2 separate regions of the Mus musculus genome follow, and region 2 is linked to region 1. The links are chromatin loops, found by intact Hi-C in ENCODE. Cell type or tissue: heart. All regions are shown on one strand. Each heading gives the region's core, and the rest is flanking DNA. Links, peaks and the distances in the headings are about the cores only.

The links. A loop is a pair of places that touch in the nucleus more often than their neighbours do. Peaks named below come from ENCODE experiments on the same cell type or tissue, not always from the same donor. Only the 100,000 strongest peaks of a DNase experiment are listed, where the experiment ranks them.
Region 2: a loop joins it to region 1, with 4 times the contacts of the local background. A loop is called at or near these places in 2 of 42 quality-filtered maps.

The regions. Positions count from the first base shown.
Region 1 is chr4:102,501,578-102,509,577 of GRCm38, forward strand. Pde4b (phosphodiesterase 4B, cAMP specific) reads left to right here. Exons shown (of 15, transcript NM_019840.2): 5 at 4,416-4,465. Gm52668 (a long non-coding RNA gene) reads right to left here. Exons shown (of 3, transcript XR_003955083.1): 3 at 6,632-8,000. Among named protein-coding and RNA genes, the nearest start is that of Gm52668, 9.9 kb to the right of the region's middle. In heart, for the core only: CTCF peaks have their summits at 4,409 (motif pointing right) and 6,427 (motif pointing left); a DNase peak (open chromatin) is centred at 4,314; H3K27ac peaks cover 474 bases.
Region 2 is chr4:101,344,512-101,355,905 of GRCm38, forward strand. E130102H24Rik (RIKEN cDNA E130102H24 gene) reads right to left here. Exons shown (of 2, transcript NR_040708.1): 2 at 2,013-2,592. Mir101a (microRNA 101a) reads right to left here and starts at 2,516; the gene lies at 2,434-2,516. It overlaps 0610043K17Rik (RIKEN cDNA 0610043K17 gene), which reads left to right and starts at 9,272. Exons shown (of 4, transcript NR_040640.1): 1 at 9,272-9,377. In heart, for the core only: CTCF peaks have their summits at 3,011 (motif pointing right), 3,211 and 5,079 (motif pointing right); a DNase peak (open chromatin) is centred at 6,320; H3K4me3 peaks cover 293 bases; H3K27ac peaks cover 247 bases.

The DNA.
Region 1 (8,000 bases), core at 1-8,000:
CAATGACTGATATGTGTGACATATCAGTGGCATACAGAGGAATCACATCGTCTTTGCATTCACAATTCTTCAGAGGTATAATCTGATCAGAATGTACATATTCTTTGAAAATTAATAGCCATCTTCTTTAGTGTGTACCTGGAATGTCTTTCAGAGATTTGTATATTTTGGCATAGGATTTAAATTAGCTGAGAATCATAAAATCTTGAACACTTCAGATATGGAAAATACCTAGCCAAATTCCCTCAGAGAAAGCGAGGGAATATATGTGAGCCCCATCACACGGGACCTCACACACTGTAAATCATCAGGAAATAGTAGTTATTGCCTGCTTGCCCCAAGTGAGAAAGAAACTGAGGTTCGGTGAGCTACCAGGGGCTACGCACCTGGAAGGTGCCAGAGTCTGGATTGGGGTTAAGATTCTTGGCTTCTGCTGTAGCCCAGTTCTCTTTAAACTATACGATTCAGGCTGAAAACATTAACTACTGTGGCCACAAGCCTTCCCTGTTCCTATCAACATCTTGCAACCAGGTAATGAACTTCCAACCATTCTTTTATAATTTAGAGACTGCTTGAAACCAGACAACAGTATTGTTTCTTTTCCCTTGGGCCCATGAGTTTTCCAGCTGGCAGTCCCCATGACTTACCGACAATAATGTGGTTTCCAGGAGCCATCTACTCATTAAAGTGTACTGAGTCTCCTTTCTAGACCACTTATCAGGAAGACGTGATAAACCAAGTCAGCATGGCCCTTGCCTTTTCTCCCATACAAGAATACCTATCTGAATGAACAACTTTAAGTAAAAGCTAAGATGTCACAAGATTACTTCCAAGACAAAAGAATTTACAAGAAACTGCAGAAAGAATTAGATAATATGAGTAGCTACTGAGAGAGTAGGTATTTCTAACATTTAAGAGGTCCTAGTTTGAGATCTTCTTTTCCAAAAGCCTCCTGGGGAACTCGGAAGCCATGTAGGAGAAAAGTTCAAAGGTGCTGTAAACCCATTGGATATGCAGTGAGGTGCACATCACTCTGATGCCAGACTACAGGGGTGCGACTAGGAAGGAATGAGACTCGGTCTCCCCTTATATTCCTTACAACTGTGCCAGGGGAAAAGACAGGAAGGTGGGAGACGAGGTACAGTACAACAGTAGAGTAAGTGTAGGAAACTACATAGCACAGGCAAGGGCCACTCATTCCAGCATAAGTGCAAGATGGTTTCAATACAGTCCCAAGTTATACAAGAGAGTCAGCCCCCAAGACAGACATCCACAAAGTCCCAGCAATAAGAAATGGCATGCAACATAGACAGCCTATGAACCAAGACTGAGCACCAAGGCACCATGAGAGGTTAGAGAGAAGAGGGGCAATTTTCGATTAGGAATATGTGTGTCCTTTTGAAGAAGATTTGTAATCTTCAAAGGTGCATGATGTTTAGTGTGCAGAGAGCTTCCCCAGCAAAAGGATGGCCTGAGCATCAGCAAGAAAGGAGCAGGCTGAGTTCAAAGCAAAGGAAGAGACCCACCTGGGCCTGAGCAAGTGTCCATCAAATTTTCATGCATCTATTGATCTAACATGACACTCAGTGAGTGTTACCGTGTATTTGGCATATGAAGGCTTTCTCAGATAACATCCTGGGACCCAGTAGTGAGCAAGTCTTTCCTTGCCTACATAAAGTTTACCTTTAATCTAGGGAGTTATGTATCAAACCCTAATTAGACCGTTCATATTTTAATTACAATTTTGGAGTTCAGCAAGGGAGAAGTAGGAAATGCATGAGAGCACACAGCCAGTCTGTGGTCTGAGATGAACTGTCAGGCACCGAGGAAGTCTAGTGATAAACTAGAGATGGACGGTGAGGACAGAAAGCTAAAAAGGCTTTGTGTGCCAGGCTGAAGAATTTGGAATGAAATCCTTCAATTTCCTTGAAACAACAACAACAACAAACAAACAAAACCCCAGCTCTCAGGACTAGTGCAGAAGTATTCAGTGGATGGTATAATGAAAGTAAAGGTTTTAGCACTTCGGATTCAGAAAGACTTGGCTTTGAATATTTCCCTGCCAGTTGGAAACCACCATGTGTGCTGTAGCGGGTTTCTCCAGTCTCCTGCTCCCTAAAGTTAAATGATAACACTCCCTCGGGAGGGAACTGAGAAATGTCAAGCACGGTGTCCAACAGAGAACAGCAATCTTGGCATGAGGATTCCCCTACTCCATCGCACATGAGAATCAGATGCCAAAGAAAATATTGCTCAGCATCACCCAGTAGGGCCACTGGTGGTAGCTATGGAAACCTGTCCATGGACCTGCAGCTACACAAAAAGCACTACATACAGGTTCTCTTATCCCAGGGAAAGAAATATCTGGAGAGAAGTCACAATTGTGGCCACCCAGCAAGCAGAGCCTTCCTCAGCAATGGCCTTGCATGCTTTTCTCCATCATTTAGAATTTGGCCTCTCCCTCAGACCTGCCTATGCATGGGGATCCAAAGAGGACTTTAAAGTGCAGATCCTTAGGCCCTGCACCAGACATATGAAAACGAACTCTTCAGAGGTGGGAAAGGTATTTATGAAATATCTCCCAGAGTGAGGCTGATGCTTGCTTATGATACCAGAGCTTGTTAGACTCAAAGTCTGGGCCCTGGCTGAGTAGCATGCTATACATTCTCGACACAACAATTAAAGAGACAACAGAAAACGGAGATTTATTCAATAGAGCAGCACTGGGAAGCAACTCAGTGGCACCCTCCTCCCCCACACATACACAAGACCATCTTCAGGCTCTGGACCAGAATGTTAGGTTGAATAGAAGGCAAGAGGGGCCCATAACTAAAGAGTTCTGCTCAAGCTATCTATGGTCCTGCCTATGACTGATCTATCCATCTCAGCTCCAGGTCTGACGAGTCCTCAGCACTGCATGGATCTTTTTTTCTCTTTCCACTGGGGAAAATCCTAATGTCTTGGGGTCCATTGTCTCATCAGTCTAATAGTCAAAGGGATGGGTACAAGTGTCTGTCTTTAGGATATCGTCACTCATGTCAGGACACTTATACTCATAACTACTGGCCTGCATCTCTTTCTTGACCATCAACAACATCCTGTGTGGGAAAGTGGCACAGACTACTGTCAGGGCTTCTGAAGGGGCATCTGAGACCACCAGTGTTGGTAGCATCTGAGAGCTTGCTAGAAATACAGATCTCTCTCTCCCCTGAGGGTCACTGCATGGGATCCCATAGGCAAGGGTAACTGCAGGTCACTGCTTTGAAACCCCAGAGACAGGGCTGCTTCTTGTCTACTAAATCAGAAGACCAGAGGCAGGCTGGAGCAAAATCTTCTAATATGTCTGGTAGATGACTCTGATGCACTCTGAAGTTAGAGGTCACTGTTGTATACTTGCACAGGGAGGGCCTCCAGCAATGCACTGGGAATCTGCGAGAGTCTGATGGAGAAATTCTGCCAAGCACCAGAAGGAAGATGAGACCAGCAAAGGACTAGGGACTGACAGGAAACAAGAGAGAAAAGCTAGTATGAAAAGCCTACGAGATAACACATTCTCCTAGCTTTAGCCCCGAGGGGCAGAGACAGATTCCAGAGACTTGCTGGCCAGTGAACCTAGCCGAAAAGACAATTGCCAGCTTCAGTGAGAGACCCCTGCTTTCACCCATACCTACACGGTCAAGCACATCTGCACACATGTGCACAAACACATGCAAATAAGGGGCGTTGCACTCTTAGTGGAATACGGGTTGGTTGGTTTGTTTCGTTTGCCTCTTGGTGTAAGGAGATGGTGAAAAATAACACCTCATTTCTCCATGAAGAGCCAGTGCCTCCAGTGAAGAAACCAGGATCGCTGTGGGCTAGTTGCTGGGTGTGGTATTTATCAAATGATTTGTCCTCTCAAACATCTCGGTTTCCTGAGGTGCAGATAATGTAGGTCCTGAACTGACACATCTCTAAGTGTTCCTCTGGCTGTGGCCTTCTGTCCTCCAAGAACTGGGATTCATGTTGACTTCTGAATTGAGACCTAAGTAACAGTTTTGATGCTGTTGTTGTTGTTGGTGGTGGTGGTGGTGGGTTTTTTGTTTGTTTGTTTGTTTGTTGTTTTTTGTTTTTTTTTTTCTGAGAGGCTCTATCAGAAAACCTGAAGTGGAGGGGTTGGCAGTGGACCTGAGGTAAACAACTTCCTTCCTGGGGAGTTGTTGCATCCTGATGCTGTGCAGAGGGAAATTCCAGGCCATCTGGATATGAGAGAATTGCAATCGTCTACCCATATTACAGGAGCCGGCCTTCCGGTGATAGCCTTATGTCACTGGATAACTCATTAAGCCCTGAAAATCTCCTGGGGCATCAGGGATTGTGGTAGGGTGGGGGTGCTTTTCAATGCATACTCAGCCTCTTTTTCTGCTTCTCCACAGGAGGTCACCAGCGGCTAGTCAGGCTCCAGTCTCCAGAGTCAGCCTGCAAGGTAGGCCTCCTCCAGAGATCCATCTCTACATTCTGAAGCAATTATTCGAGACTGTTATTAGAATAACAGCGTTTATATGCACACTGTAACCCTCAGAAGCAAGTCACTTGGTGACCTTTTTTCAACAGTGTCCCATCACCCCAAGTGAAGCCCAACTAAAAATACTTAGAAACAAAGTGCCCACTGTGTGCCTAGGGCTTCACAATTAAATGTGTGGTCCTGCCGCATCCAGAAGAGGAGGCAGCTGTATGTATGTCAAGAGTGCAACTTGACCTTAGCTTGCTGAACCCCCAGTGAACTCCTGGAGTGCTAACCTCAAACATTCCCCCACAGGGTGTCCACATTAGCCCAAGGTCCCCAAGGCACATTAAAGGGTTTCCTCTTAGCATCAGCTCTAGCTACAAGTTGCTCCGCATCCTAGCCAGGTGTGAAACCAAAGGTTCTTTCTAGCTCACAAAGAGTTTCTCTTGGATGTCATCCAGCTTCATTCCTCTCATCTTTCAGTTACGAGCATCTGCTCTTCCTGTGTATCGAAGTCCATTGAGAAGGAGGGCCACCTTGGAGGAACACCAGAGAGATATGTCCAACATGTATTTGTCACATACAACCACTTAGGTGACTTTGATGAGGTCCATGAATTCCTCTCCCTTGACCCTGTCCCATTCTTATAGCAGGGGACGAAGATACACTCGGCATGGCCCTCTGATATCTAACAGTGCTAGTCCGGGTACTTCCTCCTCAGATGTTGTGTTCTGTTAGTATGACGGCCATAAGGATCTCAGAAGTGTCATAAATTACTAACCTCTGAACGAAGGGAACAAAGGCAGTGCATTCCATTTCCTCATCGGCTTCTGAAGCACTTACAGAATATGCTTTTAAAACTTTTAGAAGGAAAAAGATGTAGGAAAAAAGTGAAAGAAAGACATGAGGCAAGGTGGAGTCCTGTGATATGAGCTAGAAAGAAGGAAACAGTGTTCTGCCCACAGACTTCAAAACCTCGGCATGCTGATGGGCCACTTCCGTTAGGTATAAAAAGAAACAGAGTAGCGTCTTAGTGTGTAGCTGTGCTAGACGCTGAGGAGATCAAAGGAGCTGTTTTGAACCGCCTGTTGTTTCATCTTATTGGCCTGCCCACGTGGTGGCTTTGTTTGCAATTCTACCAACATGTTTCTGATACCAATTTGAATATTTAGAATACATTTCCTGTTTCTTGTAATAAATATGAGCATATACCAGGAGGGTGTATGGCACTTAGGGTTCTATAAACTAACTCATTAGCAAAAACACTGAAAGATGTTTTATGATTATTGGCACATTGACTACAGCTTGGCATCGGGAGCTTTCTTAAGTGCCTTTGAAACAATGGAGCTAAGATGTAAGGATGCCCCTTAAGGCAATTTGTTTTTGTCGGTCTTTGTGGCAAACTACAACAATCCTCGGTTTTCTCTGGAAAGAGACTGTGGTGGTACTAATTATTACGTAATTACTGGTTTCGGAATCTTCTCAACGGTAAACCACAGGCAGAAGAGGACAGAGGAGACACACATCCCGTGTTTTGTTCTTATTATCAGCTGAAATAAGTCGGGCAGATTTTTCCTGTTATTTTAATATTTATCAGCATATGACAAAGAGGCATGTTTAAATAGAAACTTTAAAGGGGAATGAAAAACACACGGCTTTGAGTGAGCAGCATGGAGCACTGGAGCACTGCTTTAGAACATAAGGTTTTTTATTGAAAATTTATGAAAGAAAATCAGGTGTGCATTTAGAAGTACTTAATTTGAACTTGTACATTTTGATAGAAATAGAAGGTTTAACAAGTACAGGACGCTGGCTGGAAAAACAGCTCAGAGTTTAAGAGGACACTGTCTGCTCTTCCAGAGGTTCTGAGTTCAATTCCCATCAACCACATGGTAGCTCACAACCCTCTGTAACAGGATCTGGTGCCCTCTTCTGGCCTGCAGGCATACATGCAGGCAGAATGCTGTATACATAATAAATAAATAAATCTAAAGAGGAAAAAACGTACAAGATAATAGTTTGAACATATTCAACAATGGAAGCAAACAGGAGAAGCCAGATGGCAAAAGATGGCTCCCTGCAGCATCTTCCTCTCCTTGTTCCCCACCCCCTTGTTCTCCTCTCTCCCTCCTCTTCTCCTCCCATACTTTTCTCCCTCCTACTTTTTCTTCTCTTCACGCTCCTTCTCTTCCTCTTCTACTCCTTCTTCTTCTGCTGCTTCTTCATTCATGTAAATGAAATGTGATTCTTCAATTCCAATGAATTCTTCCAATCTGGTTGAAGTTTCTAAACTTACCTCGAGTCACTGGGTGATGAAATCTCTCAATCAGAGTCAGCTCTTCTCTCTGCTGGACCAGATTCTCAGCTTTTGGGGAGCAATAGGAAAGTCTTGTCTTTGAAATGACAACTTGTGTTTTTAGCATGATTGTTCCTATTTTGTCGAGAACTTAATTCTGGGGTACACAATGGTTCCCCAGTGGTGTGTCTGTCCCACTGGATCCTGGGTTCCTGGGGGTGAGACCACATCTTTCTCATCTCTTTGTCTTTATAGTATGGTAAATTATGTCTACACGGCCGGAACAGAGTCAATGCCAAACTGGCCAGGACTACGTAAAGGTTGGACTGTATTTGAAAGAATGTGCTCATAAAGATAAAATATAATAATAAGCCAGTTTCTGCGTCTGAAGGAAGTGTTTACTTCTGCGCTTCTGTTTCTTTCTTCAGAGTTTTTATCACTTACTCTACTGAAATTAGAAGGTGTTGGGGCCTTACGTATGCCAATGTGTTCATGCAGTTTTGAATAAGAAAGGATGAAACCTAAGAAGGTGACATTTTGCTGACAAAGTAGGGAAGCCACCATTCAAAGATGGAGGACTAAATGGGCAGAGAGCAGCTCCAAAGCCTGAGTGCGAAGATTTGGGAGGTCACAGTGAAGCCTCGTGAGGGCAGTAAAAATCCTAGGTTATGAGCCGCTCCACTTGGAGACCAGCATCACTTTCTTTTGAATTAGTAAAGTCTTGGGGTTTTATTTTCTGTGTAGGAGTGAAAAAGAAAGGAAAATAATATAATAAAAAGAAAATTAAGTCTAAAACAAGGCAGGAACTTGAATTCTTTCACCTGGACATATTCAACATGGAAGACTGAAAACTCAAGATTTCCCAAAGGAAAAACCAAATCAAATAATTGAAACAAATCAACTTGTATACATATGTGCGGTTATGTAACCACTGCCAGGCTTTCCCCATACCCTTATTCCTGTGCTCGGGCATATATCTCATTTACGCTTTTTTTGACTATGTCATGAGAGAACCTACTAAGAAAATAAATCGCTAGGTGATCACTGCGTTTGCAGAAGGAATTTTTTTTCCTACACAAAAAGATTAGAAACATATTTTTTTTTAGAAACTCTCACCTCTGAGTCTCATAAATGACTTAATTTACAACAATATATACATCAAGTATAGAATTTTGTGGCAGCCAGAATAACGTGTGGAGTAGGGTATTCTATCATACT
Region 2 (11,394 bases), core at 1,585-9,584, 1.2 Mb before region 1:
TCTATAACCCACCAAGGGGAGCCTGGCTCATGGTTTATGAGAAACTGTGTGAAGACACTTTAAGTACCATGCTGTAAACATGGTCAGTGTGGCCAAGCAGGTGTGGCCTACCAGCTTGGCTCCTTTTTGGGTGGATGCCACAGACTCTCTGGGTCCCTGGTCTGTGAAGAACAGGATTTCTTAGGCAGATGGGCAAAGAATATGGATGAAAATGACAGACAGATACACGAAAGATGTGTTGAATCTGAATGTATTGTTCTGGTTGAGCTTTAGACTTATATTACAACGAATTATCAGAGGATACAAATCACAAAAAGACAAGATACACTGAAATTCACCAGTTACAGCAGAAAGAAATTTACAGGGACTAATTAAATGTTTACATTAGGGATAACAAGCCCTGCCTAGGATCAGCCTAATGCCAGGCAAGAATTTCACACTTTAAGGTTAAAAGCATCAGGGGGTTGTTAACTCTTGATAGGCCTTAAGAGTAATGCATTATCACAGAGCTCTAAATTCTTAGGTCTAGTAAAACTATCTTGTCTGGAGAGTTTCCCCTTATCAGGGTAGTATATCAACTTATACTTGACATAGAATGTAGCCTGTAGTAAAAGATTTCTATCTCAGTGAGACTTTTAGTCTCTATCTACAGACAGCTGAGTAAATGACAGATGTTTATATTGTTTTATGATGGGACTAATTAGTTACTGAATAGGTTAAGCTCCTTGCTGCTATCTGAAATCTAAGAACACTGGAAAAAGGCTTTAGCTATGTTAGAATACAATCTTAAAAGGCATTTACTATAAGGTAATACTATATAGAGTGCACGTGGATCTATACACTAGACTAATGTGAGAATGGAAAAATTAATTTTATGGTTTATATAGATTAGGGAGAAAATGCCAGGCCCCTGGGAAGGGAGTTTCCTTGAAACTCTTTGCTTCATGAACTAGCTTTCCAGCTTTCGCTTTGTCAAGCTGACTCCACCAGAGTCCCTGGCAGGTGGAGAAAGGAAAGAAGTGAGAGAGAGAGAGAGAGTAACTGGTAAAGAGACGGGGTGGCTCCCGGCGCCTGGTTTTCCTCCTCTGTCCTGGTAGAGAAGTGAGTACTGAAAACTAAGACACTAAGTGGACATGTCAACATATGCTAAAAGTCATATATGGCTTTGCTCTCCTGGCCCATCTGGGTCCTTGCCATTGGTTAAGTTCAAATGGGCATGACTCTTTACATGTAAGTCATGGCTTCAGTTCCTTTACCACGTAGAAAGGATCCCAGACATACATGTTAGTCTAGGAAGAGGTGATAGGACCTTGTTTAAGTTTGGAGCCTAAAACACATATTCCATGCAATTGCCTGGGCCCCACACTAGACTGTGACCCAAAAGTGTCACCAACTGTGGTACTCACTGGCTTGTGTATTCAAAGTCCTTAGGAGGGATGAGTGACAGAGAGAAATGTGATAAATCCTGGGTTCTCTAAGAGCCTCACTCTCTACTCCAATTATATGTCATGCACATGCCGTTGTGTGCATGCATGGAGGAGCCAGAGGTTAACCTCAAGTGTTACTCCTCAGGAGCCGTCCACCTTGTTTTCTCAGTATGCTTGGAGATTCGGTGAGGCTGGCTGGCGAGGAAGCGCCGGGGATCTACCTGTCTCTGATTTTCAGCACTGAAGGATTACACTCACACATTACCATGGCCAGATTTTCACACTGAGGCTGGGCCTGAACTCAGGTCCTTGTACTTACACAAGCACACGCGTGACAGAGCTGTCTTCACAGACCCCACTCATGGTACTTTTTAAGGTGATGTGGGCTGAAGACACATCCTCTATTAAGGTTCTAGATCTTCATGCAACCATGATACTGGCTGGTATCTCTAACTTCAGATCTCTGAAGCTGATCTGTGCTGTCATGTAGAGTGGTCTTATTTACTTAATAGAATAAAATAATATTTTCATGTAGAGGTGACATTCCATAACATTTTTTTTTTGAAAAAGCCATGTCACTATCCATTCCTTAATCAGATATAATTTTATTCATATGCATTGATACTGTCTGACACATAATGCCATTCCCTGTTTAACTCTGACCACCCAACAGTGAAGGACCAAATGCAAAGCTGTCAATTAAGTTACTTTTTTTGTTTATAAAATGGATCGTTTCTCTCCGTTTGAGATATGTTGATTTGTCCTTAGGACTTTCTTAGTGTCAATCTTCCCAGACATGAAAGGTTCCACAGACCCTGTTTGTCCTCAGCATAACCGTCTTCATACCCTGTGCAAGCTGCTACATTGTTTTGCTCCTTGTTACCAAATGGAGCCTGGAAGAGTGGTGAACACAGGAGCGGTGTGAAGTGTGTCTGGTCCTGTCCCGGTGTCCTGCTTCCCATGCCTTTCGCCTGCTGTGATGAGACTTCTCGGGAGGAAGGCAAGATGGCTGCCATCCTTCAGTTATCACAGTACTGTACCTTTAGAATGGACAGCATCAGCACTGTGATAACTGAGCCAGGGCAGCCTGTCAGTCACCGTGTCCGTCAGTGACGTCACCCCCTTCGAAGGTGCCCCTCGGAGTGAAGGACTGAAAGATGCACTTCTGGATGGAGGCAAAAAGCAGAAGAAAAGAGGTCATTTGATGAGGGTGAAGCAGTAAAGACCAATTGAACTACAGTAAAGGAAAGGTGAACACATCTCTCTCTCTCTCTCTCTCTCTCTCTCTCTCTCTCACACACACACACACACACACACACACACAAATGGAGTAAGCACAAGTGAACTTTCTTTCTGGTTATATGCACATCTTACATTTCTCAGTATGTCTCTATGTTCACAGACCGCATCCCCCCAATCTCACACCTATGCACCAAGTGTTTATTCCAGGAAGGTTAAGTTTCAAGCCCTTTCTTAGAGCCAGGCTTGTTGGCGCCAGCCTTTATCCCAGCACTCAGAAGGCAAAGGCAGGCTGATCTCTGTGAGTTCTGTGAGACACGGTTCCATAACCAGACACCAGAGGGTGCTTCACAGCTGCCTGAGAGTCAATACTTTTCTGTTTGTTTCTTCATTTAATTTTTATAAAATCCTACGGAGTTAACAATGAATTGTTCTCAAACCCATCCAAAAAGGAATTATGGAACTAGGTTCAGCAACATGATAGCACTTTACAGATTGAAGAAACAAAACGAAACTCAGGGCAGGAAGTCGGAGAGGGATCCGATCAAGAACCATAAACGTGCATGAAATTGTCACAGAATAACTTCAAAAGTACATGTGCATGTGCATACACACATGTACACACAACACACAGCTGCTGAGGTCACTTAGCAGTTAAGAGTGTAGACTGCTCTTATAGAGAACCTGGGTCCCATTTCCAGAATCCAAACAGTGGCTTACAACCATCTCTAATTCTAGATCCAGAGGATCTGATGCTGTCTTTCTGCACCCTGGGGGCACTGCACACACACACACACACACACACACACACACACATGCACACACGCACAGCACACAGACATACACGCAGACAAAACACTCAAATCCATAAAATAAAAATAAAGCCAGTGAGGTGGTGCACACCTTTAATCCCAGCACTCAAGAGGCAGAGGCAGGAAGAAGTCTGTGAGCTTGGGTCCAGCCTAGTCTACATAGCAAGCTACAGGACAGCCAGGAATACATAAACATCCTGTCTCAAAAAACTAAAAAACAAAAATCTTTTTTAAAAAAGTGTAAAAAAAACCCACAGAAACCCTGGGACATTCTGTGATTTGCCCAAGATCTTATAACTAAGCAACTCAGGTCCAAATTAGTTTCTGTAGACATTGGATCTTCCTTCTCTCCCCTGCTCATCTCATCACTGTCCAGGATATTCAGTTGATAACACTCACAAACATTACTGAGTGTTTTGTACGGAGATCTGGTTTCCTAGTAACCCAGACCATGAAACAGAAACTAATGGTTTGTACTTTCAGAAGTAATTCCCCCCAAATCAGTCTTGCTGCTCTAGACTCTGAACAGTCACGTTGCTGACCCGCTGGGCGGTGCTCACCCACGCCATGCTCTCACTGTGGTTTATGCCAGTTCTACAGGTAAAATCGTGTGAGGCTAGAAATCTTTGGGATGACTTTTACATAATAATAATCAATATATTACTAACATATTTATTAATAAAATCACTAACATAGGGTGTAGTTATTAATATACAATATAACCATTACCACACATTATCTATTATAGTAGGTATAATAGATAATAAATTATTAATGCAATAATTAAAATAATAATAATAATGGATACAGGGTTTCTCTCTGTGGCCTGGCTGTCCTGGAACTTGCTATAGATCAGGCTGGCCTCAAACTCACAGATCTATCTGCCCCTGCCTTCTAAATGCTAGGACTAAAGGCATGCACCACCACTGCCATGCTGGAATGTGTCTTTTAAAAAAGGCAACACAACATCACTTTCATTATTAGTAGCTGTACCTTTGAGACATACCCTAAAGTTACTTCAGAGAGGAGTCCTGTTTTTAATAAAAGGTACAAAAAAGGGCTGGGCATGGTGGCGCATGCCTTTAGTCCCACTAGGGAAGCTGAGGCAGGTGGATCTCTGTGCCTTCTAGGCTACCCTGGGAGGTGTTTAAAAAGGTCTGTAAGATCAGAATGTCAACATAAGAATACCAACGTTTTAAAACCATGATTCATTCCATTTTCCCATGTCAGTCACATCTCAAACAATTTCAGCATGAGCAGAGCTTGACAAGTATTTGAAAAATAATGGTGTTTTCAATTAGTCATTTGCTCAATTTCAAAGACTCACTATATGCAGATCAGACATTAACTCTGCCTCAAATAAGTCAGATAGGCGAATCAATTCTTTAGATCAGGAGTCAAAAACCAGAATAGCACAATGAATGTAGCTCAGCAAGTAACTCTATGTACTACAAAACTGACCTTCATCTTTAGAAAAGTGATAACCAAATGAAATAATCTACCTCACAGAAATTAAAAACAACCTCTCCAAAGTGCAAAGATAGCTAAAAGTTAAGGCGTCATTGGCAAGTAGGGCTTAGCAAACTGATGTAATACATATTTGAGGCACAAGGTGGCAGTGAAGATTGAAAGAAAGAACGAGCTGGTGCCCACAACTCTTGATTCCTGGAAATGGTTGCACGTTTTCACCCAAATCATACGCAGGTCATGTGAACAAAGCTAGTTTGATTGTTACAAAAGAAAAAAGTTTGGAGATCTGAGTAACCAAAAAGTATAAAAATACTAATGCTTAGTTTCTCCTGACCACAGAATCTTCTCCATCTATGGAAACACACTTGAATTCCAGCGTTCCAGAGGCAGAGGCAGGCAGATTTCTGAGTTTGAGGCCAGCCTGGCCTACAGAGTGAGTTCCAGGACAGCCACGGCTACAGAGAAACCCTGTCTTGAAAAACCAAACCAAACTAACACCAACACCAACAAAAGACAAAACAGCCAGACATAGTGGGCCGTGCCTATTCAATCCCAGCACTGTGGAAGCATTATGGCTGCGTTGAGTTCCAAGTCAGCCTGAGCTAGAGGGTGAATTCTAGGCCAACCTTAAATATAGGGAGACCCTGTCTTAAAAACAAGCAAACAGACAAACAAAAAACAAGACAAGACAAAACAAAACAAAACAAAAAAACCCAAAGTTTAAAAACAAAACAACAAAAAAAGAACCAATTTCTTCGTAATTACTTCTCCGAAAAATTTCTTAAAATCCAAGTCCTTCAGGGACAGTGCTGTGCCATATACCTTGCTCCTGAGTGACACAGAATACAAATGATCTGACTGAAGGTACACTGTGCTCCTGCCAACTGCAAGCTAAAAAATTAACATATGACCTGAAGCCATTAAACTGCCTATGTGTTACATAACTGGAGGCATGGGAAGTTGCCCATAAGCCAGAACTGTTTGAAGACTGCTGCTGGCTAATTTAAATCCCCAACTCCTTTAACTTGAAAACCATAAACCAGCTGACTGACAATATTAAATAGTATGGCAGTGTCCTGGCAGCAGGGGTCTCCACATCCGCACTTGCCTGGCCAGGAGCCTCAGTGGTGCATGCAGTGTGCACCTTGCTGCAAACTCGGCTATATTACACTTTAAGAAACTAAATGTGCCAAAGACTTGTGGAAAACCCTGGAAAAGGTTGCAGATTGGTTTGTTGTTTTTTGTTTTCCCTCTTCCTTGAGGAGAAAGACCGGTTAAAAGTCAAGGCAACACGTTCTGTTCAAAGCCAGCCCTGACATTCAAACACAGCCAGCACCAAGACGCGCACATCACTGTCCCATCCACTTCGGGCACTGGCCTCGAAAATGTTCAGGCTGCACAGCAGCAGGCCCATGTAGATGAGATCAAACCAGCATCCTTCCAGAGAAGACATGTACAAAGTCCCACAGGCAGGGGGCTGGAGAGATGGCTCCGTGAGTAAAACTGCTTCTTTCAAAGGCTGATGCCTGGAGTTCCATCCCCGGAGACCTACATGATGCAAGAGAGGACAGACTTCCACAACTTCCACACAAGTGCCATGGCTCGCTCTCACACACACACACACACACACACACACACACAAATTTAATTGAGTAAAAACAATAAAAAACAGGCTTTGTTCCTCAAGCTCATGATTTTCGTCCAAAAATGTCCAAGAGACAGAAATCTGATTGTTCCATATGCTCTCTTTTAAAAGCCTTCCCTTTTAATCCATGTAGCTCAGTGTGAATGTAGTTAGCCTGGCTACTCAAGTTACTTTACTTTCTGACTCTGCTCTGGATTGCATTTTATACCCAGAATTTTGACTTTATAGTTTACTCACAAGTAATTTCCACTCCGTGTTTACCTCTATAGAATATGCTTTTACAGTAATCAAAAACACCCCAGTTGAGGCTGTGTGCACTGGCACACACTGGTAATCCCTGCCCTTGGGAGGCTAAGAAAAAGAACTGCTTTGTTTGAAGCCTGTTTGGGCTACGCATTAAGTTTGAGGCCAGCCTATGCTACAGAGCAAGAGCCCATCATTCATTCTCATATATATATATATATATATATATATATATATATATATATATATATATATATATGAATGATTGGGAAGATGGCTAAGTAGTTAGGAGCACTTGCTGCTCTTCCAGAGGACCTGGGTTCAATTCCCAGCACTGACAAGGCAGCTCATAACGGTCTGTAATCCCAGGGGATCTGATGCCCTTTTCTAGCACGGTACACTGATAAGCATGCAGGCAAAACACCCTATTCACATAAAAATAAAAATAAAGGTTAAAAAGAATCTTTGGAAGACTTACCCAAAATAACAATAAAAACAACCAGTCAACCAAGTAGTTTCTTACAAAGTTACTCATTACAAATAGGAAAAAAATATTAATTGTAGCTGGCCATGATCCCAGCACTGGGAGGTTACTGCGGGAAGATCTGGTGTTTAAGGGTAGCCTGGGCTACATAACAAAAAGTTAACTTCAGACTGATCACCACCACTAGCCATCCCTAAAACTTCTGATGGTTTTTCTGTTAGCCTACAGTGTCCTATTTACTGACGCACTGCCATTTAAATATTGAGTCTTAGGTTTTGAAAATCCCTAATGCACAGTTAAAAGGGATAATACCAAAGATTTAATGTTGATCTCCAATTCACACCCTTTGGCTAGACCATAAATATAATCACACACCACTTCTCTGCAGGGTCCCCCATTCTCATTACTAGCCTTATTCGTGTGAAATAAACGTGTTTCTACTGGCAAGGCATGCCACGGTGACATGTCACTCACTGAGCGGGGATAACTGCACAGCCTGGCACTGTGTGTAGTTAATAACCAGTCAACTCTCTCTAAAGTCACACAATGTTCTTTTCATGTCCCTTCTCAGCACATCTCAGCCATGTCCAAAAGTTCAGCAAACACTGGCTCTTCATTTCTCTGGTTATCAATAAGATTGTCTATTTGATTTCTTTCTTTGCAGTATATTGGACAGTTTGTCATTTATAAAATAAGGATAGTACACACAGGAGGCAGAGGCAGGTTGATTTCTGAGTTTGATGCCAGCCTGGTTTATGTAGTGAATTTCAGGCCAGCCAGGGTTACATAATGAGACCCTGTCTCAAGAAACAAACAAATGCCTTCCCAGTGCCATTACTGAATTTCTTTAGACAAAACAAATCCCCCTAAAGCAGTATTCCTCATTGCTGCTGTGTTATAGTTTTGGGAGGGTCAGGAGTTGGCAATCCTGAGCTCTAAAGGAGATGAAATTAAAAGAAAATACAAAATAAATGAAGGTAATAGAAGACTGGCAACATTGTCACCATGTGTCACAACTGCTGCCACGTCACCTAGTGTTTTCAGATACATTGTTACTGCCAGGAGACGTTTAAACAAGCAGCTGTTGGGAGGTACCTTAGTTTTCCCAAATTTCCCACAAGCCACTGCTACCCCCTTAAATTTTTTTTCACATTTTGTTAGTTTGGTTTTAACCTCCTGAAAAGCAGACATTAGGAGTTCTGGGACAGAGGAATAGTTCCATGTGGTGGGATTCCTCAGTCTTTAGACCAGGCTGGCCTCGAACTCAGAAATCTACCTGCCTATGCCTCCCAAGTGCTGGGATCAAAGGTGTATGCCACCACTGCCTGGCTATAGACACATTTTTAAAAACTGAAATTAGCTGGGCTTAGTGGTGCGCACCTTTAGTCCCAGCACTCAGAAAGCAGAGGGAATAAGATCTATAGGAGTTCAAGGCCAACCTGATCTAAAAAGTGAGTTCCAGGACAGCTAGGGCAACACAGAGAAACCCTGTCTTAAAAATCCAAAAGGAAAACAAAACCTTTACCCCACTAAGCTAAAATTAGTAAGTGACATATTATAAACCTGTATTTCTTTTCTATACTGCCTTCAAAAAGCCACTGTATTTATACTTAAAACATATCTTGATTCCAGTTCTTAATTTTCAAGAGATATTTAATCTGTATTTAGATTCAACAGTGTGTATATATATATGTGTGTGTGTGTGTATATATGTGTGTGTGTGTGTGTGTGTGTGTGTATGCATGCTAATGTTTGTTTCCCAAACAGTTAAGTTTCCAATACCTGAGTCATTTATGGATTCTAAAAGTTAAATGAGTTTCAAACTTGATCTCATCAGCCTCTTTAGTTTAGATGGCTGGAGCCTAGGGTTGCTAGGGGCTACAGTAGTAGCTGGTACAGACTATTCTGTCAGTCACTTAGATTTTTTTAAACCTGAATCCGGATACAAGCCCTTAACCCACTGAGCAGCAAGTCTTGCTGCCGTATACACCAACTGTTCCAGTATGTTCTTTTTCTACAATACATTGCAAAGCAGCTGTTTCTGGAAAGTCGGCTCGGTAAGGAGAAAGGTGTTATCTCAAATCAGGGGCATAGCCAGCCAAGCTTAGTGGCACACACCTTTAATCCTAGAGACAGGTGATCTCTGAGTTCCAGGCTAGCCTGGTCTATGGAGAGAGGGGGAGGGGAGAGAGGAGAGAGGAGAGTGGAGAGAGGAGAGCGAGAGAGCGAGAGAGCGAGAGAGAGAGAGAGAGAGAGAGAGAGAGAGAGAGGGAGAGAGAGAGAAAGAGAGAGAGAAAGAGAGAGAGAGAGAGAGAGAGAGAGAGAGCACACCACACAGAGAACAACCAGGGTTAATTTCCAAGGAAAAGGGGAGAAACCTTGACACTGGAGCTTCTTTGTCTAGGACATTAGTCACCCTGTGAAAGTTACAATTATTGTTTACACTAAGCCTCTCAACTTTCAGAGAACAGCTGCCGCTGCATCCTAAGACTCACTCTTCTTCAAGTACCCCTTCCTAGCTTCTGTCTACCAGGCTGATCTACCAGGGTTGCAGATCATAATCCACGAGTCCCACTTTATACATACAAAGACCTGCTACTGTTTACATGCCAACACATATGAATAATAAACACCACACCTCAGTTATCATTCATGAGCCTCAGTATTCCAGACTACCTCGAGAAAAGCATTTACTAACACTATAGCTTTCTCTTCCCTTTCACGCTGGGTCACAGCTCACTTTGTTCCCCCAGCCGCTGATTTCAAAGTTGATCTCGTGAAGGAACTGGATTCCTAAGGTAGTTAGTTCTATTTTGAGCCTTCTTCCTGTTCTGAAGCTAAAGTTGGAAGGGCTTAGTGGTGATGTCATGGAAGGGAGAAGTGCCTTTTTTCAGAAGGGTCTCTTCTGGCAATTCCCAGGACACATAGGTGGTGAACGATCCCCCTCTCACCATCCCTCACCTCTCCTTCCCTCTGGAGTCCCAGTTAGTCACTAGCCAGGAAGAAAATCAACTCTAATAACAGGCAATCACACTTGCATATTTTATATTCCAAACATAATAAATGAAAAGACAGAGAAAAAAATTGCCTAGTTCTAGGAAAGGGGTGGGGGTGGCTATCTCTCCCCATCCACTCTCTCCAATATAAGGCCAGGAGGAGCAAAAGGCACTGCAGAAAACAGCTGTTAGGAAGAATTCAGGAGGCTCCGGGAGGAGAATGCTACGGGGGTTTTGGAAACCGGAACTTGAGGACACCCCCCCCCAAATCCTTTCTTCTTCCCTCCCTCTTGGAAGAGACTTGGGGCTGGGTGTGCCTTCTGCTTTGAGAAGCATTTGGCTCGGTAGAAAGGCAAGGGGCCAGGGTGCGGCCCACAGGGAATAAAAGCTTAGGCCTGGCTCTGGGCTAAGTTTAGTGGGAGATAGAGGAGACCGGAGAAGTGCAGGTCTGAGTGGAAGACCTACTGTGGAATTAAAAAAAAAAAAAACCCTCACTAGGGGCAGGGCGGGAGACACCTCTCTTTTTCAACTTAAACTCAACAGTTCATTGCCGGTGGGAAGAAGGGTGAAGAAAGAGACAAATTTTAACGTAAACTGTGAATTGCAACTTCTGGGGACTAGAGAGGGCTGACGTACCAACGCTATCAGCAGGTGAAAAGAAGCGCCTTTTACCAATTCTGGGGTGTCGAGGTCTGGCCAAGCTCTGGTGGGCAGGGCACTGTCTGGCTTCTTAGCTCACCTCGCCTCCAAAGCGGGAAGAAGCATAGGTGTGGTCTTTCTCCAGGAAGGTGGCAGCTGGCTTCGCGGGGCAAGGGAAAGGATTCCTCACCGGGAAGGCGGGGAGGAGCCCCGGGGTCAGCTGCGGCCAGGAGCCGGGGTCTTCGCCAAGTCCCCTCCCCCTCCTGAAAACCGACCTGGACTAGGATCGATTACAGCAACACCCTCTCGCCTTCCCAATAATTTCGCAAATAATAGTAATAAGCCCAGCCCCTCTGGCGCACGTTTAAAACAAACAAGCAAACAAACAAAAACCCAGAGCCCTGAGCGGTGGAAACAAACAGGTGAGTCCAGGGAGAAG